Regions from separate parts of the Homo sapiens genome. Here region 2 is linked to region 1. A link is a contact called in ENCODE Hi-C or POLR2A ChIA-PET data. All regions are on one chromosome and are shown on one strand. Each heading gives the region's core, a stretch centred on a gene start or an enhancer-like site at or near the end of the contact. The rest is flanking DNA. Distances are from core to core; before and after follow the strand shown. Region 1 overlaps RAP1GAP2 (RAP1 GTPase activating protein 2). Region 2 overlaps LOC100288728 (a long non-coding RNA gene).

Evidence for each region. A loop is a pair of places that touch in the nucleus more often than their neighbours do. ChIA-PET counts read pairs that join two places held with the same protein, here RNA polymerase II (POLR2A). Pooled maps may share reads with other maps.
Region 2: a loop to region 1 is called in a pooled map, with 4 times the contacts of the local background. The contact joins two enhancer-like sites. A Hi-C loop is called at or near these places in 2 of 50 pooled maps. POLR2A ChIA-PET finds 5 or more read pairs at or near these places in 2 of 52 experiments (activated B cell and activated CD4-positive, alpha-beta T cell).

Annotation. Positions count from the first base shown.
Region 1 is chr17:3,002,329-3,005,028 of GRCh38, reverse strand. The region is part of intron 14 of RAP1GAP2 (RAP1 GTPase activating protein 2); the gene reads right to left. Among named protein-coding and RNA genes, the nearest start is that of RAP1GAP2-AS1, 38 kb to the right of the region's middle. RefSeq lists enhancers at 1,061-1,110, 1,281-1,410, 2,321-2,490. Within about 2 kb of position 1,333, at least 36 of the 41 ENCODE cell types and tissues checked have a DNase peak (open chromatin) inside an H3K27ac peak, as active enhancers do.
Region 2 is chr17:3,166,411-3,169,110 of GRCh38, reverse strand. All of the region lies in intron 1 of LOC100288728 (a long non-coding RNA gene), which reads left to right. Among named protein-coding and RNA genes, the nearest start is that of OR1A2, 30 kb to the left of the region's middle. Within about 2 kb of position 1,355, at least 2 of the 41 ENCODE cell types and tissues checked have a DNase peak (open chromatin) inside an H3K27ac peak, as active enhancers do.

The DNA of each region.
Region 1 (2,700 bases), core at 84-2,583:
TGAGAAGGCACAGGGAGAACTGTTCTCCCTGATGAGGAAACAGATGCCCAGAGACACACAGAGAAGCCCCCAAGTCCCACAGGTGATTAGCCGCAGAGGAACAGAGCATCCAGACCTCTCCCGACCCGTCTCTGGGGTTCTCTTCCCAAGCCTGACTCCTCAGCTCGGCCATAAATCAGAATTGCTTCAAAATTGCTTCAGGTGTTTAAAAATACAGACTGGGTTCATGGGCTCTGGCCTAAACCTGCCGAATCGGAAGGGTAGGGCCCCCCGGAAACTCTCGTGCAGCCGGTGGACCCGTGTTCGGGAGCCCTGGCCCCACACACGGGGTCAGCCAGTCCTAGGCCCAGGCTAGGAACTGAGGGTGGGGCGCGCACCTCTGGCACCCTGAGTGAGACTGAGCTTTAGAGTGACGGCCTCGAGGTTCGCTGCATGGGGGTCGCCCAGGCGTGGGACGGGCCCCACACCCCGCCTTCCCTCTGCACAGAGGTGCCCTGACTTCACCTATTCTCAGCCCACGAGGCTGTGAGGCTCTCGGGAGACTGCCCTCCCTTCCCTACACAGCCGCTGACGTGAGCCCAGCCCTGGCGTGCTGCCAGCCTCCCCGGCCTGTGAAGTGGAGCAGATGCAGAGTCTGCCAGGCCGGGTGAGCAGGCAGCTGGGCACCGAGCCAAGGAAAGGCCCTGCCAGAGTCCGGAGGGGAAACGGAGCGGGAGAGAGCTGGTCAATACGGGCTTTCTCTTCTCAAGCTCCAGGCTGTCTGCCCAGCCCAAACTGCAGTGCCCCGAGTCAGGAAATGGTGCGCGTTCGGCTGACGTGATTTCTGGCTGGGCTCCAGCAGCTGAACCCGGTTCCCTACCACCACCCACCAGGCACCGGTGGCCCAGGTCAAGAATTCAGTCACAGAGCCAGAATCAGGGGTGGGGGTGTGGGAAGGCTATGGGGAGACTGCAGACCGTGGGCACCTGGGACAGAGGCCAGAGGGCAGCCCCAGCTCTGCCCTTCCCACCCCACTCCCCCTCCTCCTCCAGCCTGCATTAGAGTGGTCTGTGCCGACCGTGTAAGTGGCTTCAGACACATCCTCAAGTCCATCCAACCCTCCAGCTGGACAGTCCCACAGCAGAGCCCTGTGGGCCACACGGAGGACAGGGCCCTTCCTTGCGACGTGCGTTCACCTTCCATCCTCATTGTGCGCCTCTCTTGACCCCATTCCAACCAGGCGGCCAGGCCTTTGTTGTTCCCCCCTCTTGGGGACATCTGGGTCACTGGACTGAAAGCAGAAGTTGCCTGAACACAGCCCCACCTTCCTGTTTTCTAAATGCAGCGAGGGCCTCCAGCGAGGGCTTGGAGGGAGGGAGAGAGGCAGATGCAGGTGACTCTGGGGAAGGGACCTGCATGGCTGGAAGGAGGAAGGAGCTTGGTGTGGGTCATGAGGATGCACTGGGAACCTCAGAAAGCTTCAAACGTGACAAAGGCCCCACGCCCAAGAGTGGCCTGGGAGCCGCGGTGGCACACAGAGCATCGTCCGAGCAACAGACAAGTCGTGACGGGAAACGGGGAGGGGGCTACAAAGACAGGGCCCTCCCCGGCGGTGGGCTTCACCTGAGATTCCTGACACCTTTGAGGACTTCCGGAGAGGGAGGCAGGGATAGGGGGGAGGGAAAGGGGTAGTCCTGGTGATGGCTGAGCTGGACTTTCCTTCCAAGCAGGCAGGATGAGGACTACACTCATTTCTGAAAAATAATCCAGAGTGATGCTTCGTGCACACCCGACTCCGTGGAGCCAATTTCTCGCCTGCTCTGATGGCTCAATGACCAAGACCGCAAGCAGACCCAGACAGGACCTCAGCCACAGCTCCCTGGCTCTGTGGCCTCAGGCCTTAAGTGGGTTCAGCTCTCAGCTTCCATTTCCTCCCTCTAGCGAGAGGTCTTGTCTCACCAGGGGCTTGTCAGGATTCAAGACTGTGCGTCTAAGGACCCAGCACCGTGCCTGGCATGAGCAAGCAGCTGGTAAGGGGTAACCACTGTCGCCCAGTGGCCTTTTCACTTCCCCTGCTGACCTGCACCCAGTAAAGGGCTCCTGAAATAGAGTTTCCCCAAAGCACCTTGCAACCCACCACACACACACACACCCAAGCACGCCTCCTTCCCTCCCGCAGGATGTCAGGGCTAGCAGCCTGCAGGTGTCTAATCCAACTTCCTCATTTCACACAGACAAAACTAGAGGCCCAGAGAGGGAAGGAACAAGGTCACGCAGCAGAGGCAGTGCCAGGACCAGAACCCCAGGCAGCCCGGCCCCTCCGTGGACAGAAGAGGACCCCTTCCTGCACACACCCAACCCTGTCCCTCCTTTATACTCTTCTTTCTTCAGCTCACCCTCCCCAGTGGAGGCCTCCTGGGGCTTACTCAGTCCCAGAGGAAATCTCAGCCTTCTTTGCCACAGCCCCTGAGCCTGCAGGGGCCAGCTAAGGTCCTGCTTCACCCAGGCCCCCTGGGGGATCTAACCGGGTCCTCCTCGCAGTCTGCTAATTACCTGGGGTGCTGCCGGGAGTGTGGATGGACAGCGCTTTGGGGAGTGCCTTGGAAGGCTGGTCCCCCTCCCTGGCCTCATTCACACGTCTGGCCTTCCAGCCTCAGTGTCTGCCTGGCAGGTGGAGTGCACGATCAAGGTACCACAGCCTGCTCCTCCGGGAAGCCCTGC
Region 2 (2,700 bases), core at 106-2,605, 160 kb before region 1:
TTTCTATTGAGCCATCTTCCTCTGCATCCTCTATAGCTATTTTGTTGAGAGTTTTTATCAAGAAAGAATGTTCAATTTTGTTAAATGTTTTTTTCTACTTCTGTTGAGACACTTGTGTCTCTGTGATCATTTATTTCTTTCATTTTAAAATTCATTCTGTTAACACATTTTTATTTTGTTCTCTTAATGTGGTGTATCACATTGATTGATTTGCATCTGTCAATCATTCTTGTACCCTAGGGATACATCCCACTGGATTGTGGTGTATGGGCCATTAAATTGGGTTTGCTAGTATTTCTTCAGGGATTTTGTATCTATGTTCATCAGGGATATTGGCATGTAGCAGCGGTTCCTGCTTTGTCTCCAGAGATGGGGGTGCAATTGCTTGGGCTCTGCCCGGCTGTGTCAGGTGGAGTCAGCATTGGCAAAGACTGTGGAGGTCCTCAGTGGGGAAAGGTGTCCAAAGTGGAGAGAGGTCCTGAAGGATCTCCTACTCTTCTTTTCCCCTCATGAGGGGAAGTTGCTGCTGGCAGGATCCCTCTTGGCACCTGCTTTTCCAGCCTGGGGGATGGAATAATGCCAGAAAAATGTTCATATACAGGTATGCCTCATTTTATTGTATGAAGATATTTCAAATTTACAAATTGAAGGTTTATGGCAACCCTGCCTTGAGCAAGTCTATTGGTGCCATTTTTCCAACAACATGTGCTCACTTCAGGTCTCTGTGTCAAATTAATTCTCTCAATATTTAAAACTTTTTTGTTATTATATCTGTTATGGTGATTTATGATCATTTACCTTAGATGTTACCCTTGTAATTGGTTTTTGGCTCCACGAACTGCACCCATGTAAGATGGTGAACTTAACTGATAAATGTTGTATGTGTTCTGACTGCCCCACCAACCAGCAATTCCATTGCCTCTGTCCCTCTCCTTGGGTCTCTCTATTCCCTGAGACACAACAATATTGAAATTAGGTCAGTCAATAACCCTACAATGGCCTTTAAGTGTTGAAGTGAAGGAAGAGTTGCATGCCTTTCACTTTATTTTATTATTATTTTTGAGACAGGGTCTCACTATATTGCCCAGGCTGGTCTCAAACTCTTGAGCTTGAGAAACCCTCTTGCCTCAGCCTCACAAATAGCTGGGATTACAGGTGTGCACCACTGTACCCACCTTTCTCACTTTAAACCAAAATCGAGAGATTATTAAGCTTAGTGAGGAAGGCGTGTCTAAAGCAGGGATAGACTGGAAGCTAAGCCTTGCGTCAAACAGCCAAGTTGTGAATGCAAAGAAAAGGTTCTTGAAGAAAGTGAAAGTGCTACCCCAGTGAACTTATGAAAGATAAGGAAGTGAAACCGTCTTATTACTGACGTGGAGAGGGGTTGAGTGGTCTGGATAAGATCAAACCAGCCAAAACATTCCCTTTAGCCAAAGCCTAATCCAGAGCAATACCCTGACTCTCTTCAATTCTATGAAAACTGAGAGAGGGGAGGAAGCTACACAAGAAAAGTTGGAAGCTAGCAGAGGTTGATTCATAAGGTTTAAGAAAATAAGCCATCTCCGATATGGTGAAACCCTGTCTCTACTAAAAATACAGAAATTAGCTGGGTGTGGTGGCGGATGCCTGTAGTCCCAGCTACTTGGGAGGCTGAGACATGAGAATCGCTTGAACCTGGGAGGCAGAGGCTGCAGTGAGCCGAGATTGTGCCACTGCACTCCAGCCTGGGTGACAGAGCAAGACTCCATCAGAAAGAGAAAGAGAGAAATAGAGGAAGGAAGGGAAAGAGAGAGAGAGAGGAGGGAAAAGGAAGGGACCATCTCCGTAACACAAGTGTGAGAAGATGCCATCTAGAACTTTTTGAGCGAGAGAGGAGAAATCAAGACCTGGCTTCACAGGTTCAAAGAACAGACTGACTCTTGTTAGGATCGAATGCAGCTGGTTACTTGAAGTTAAAGCTAATGCTCTTTTACCATTTCAAAAATCCTACAGCCCTTAACGATTATACTAAATGTATTCTGCCTGTGCTCTATCAGTGGAATAACAAAATTCTGGATGACTGCACATCTGTTTACAGCATGGTTTACCGAATATTGTAAGCCACTGTTGAGACCTGCTGCTCAGAAAAAAAAGATTCCTTTCAAAATATCACTGCTCATTGACAATGCACCTGTTCACTCAAGGACTCTGATGGAGACACACAAGGAGATTAATGTTGTTTTCAAACACAACGTCCATTCTGCAGCTCGTAGATCGGGGAGTCATGTCTCCTTTTTTTTTTTTTTTTAAGTCTCAGGAGCTCTCTCCACTTTGGACACCTTTCCCCACTGAGGACCTCCACAGTCTTTGCCAATGCTGACTCCACCTGACAGAGCGGGGCAGAACCCAAGCAATTGTACCCCCTTTGAAGCAAGAGTTTCACTCTTGTTGCCCAGGCTGGAGTGCAATGGTGTGATCTCAGCTCACCACAACCTCCGCCTCCTGGGGTCAAGTGATTCTTCTGCCTCAGCCTCCCTAGTAGCTGGGACCACAGGCATGCAACACCACACCCGGCTAACTTTGCATTTTCAGTGGAGATGGGGGTCTCTCCAAGTTGGTCAGGCTGGTCTCGAACTCCCGACCTCAGGTGATCTGCCTGCCTCGGCCTCCCAAAGTGCTGGGATTACAGGCACAAACCACCGCACCTGGCCAAGTCATGTC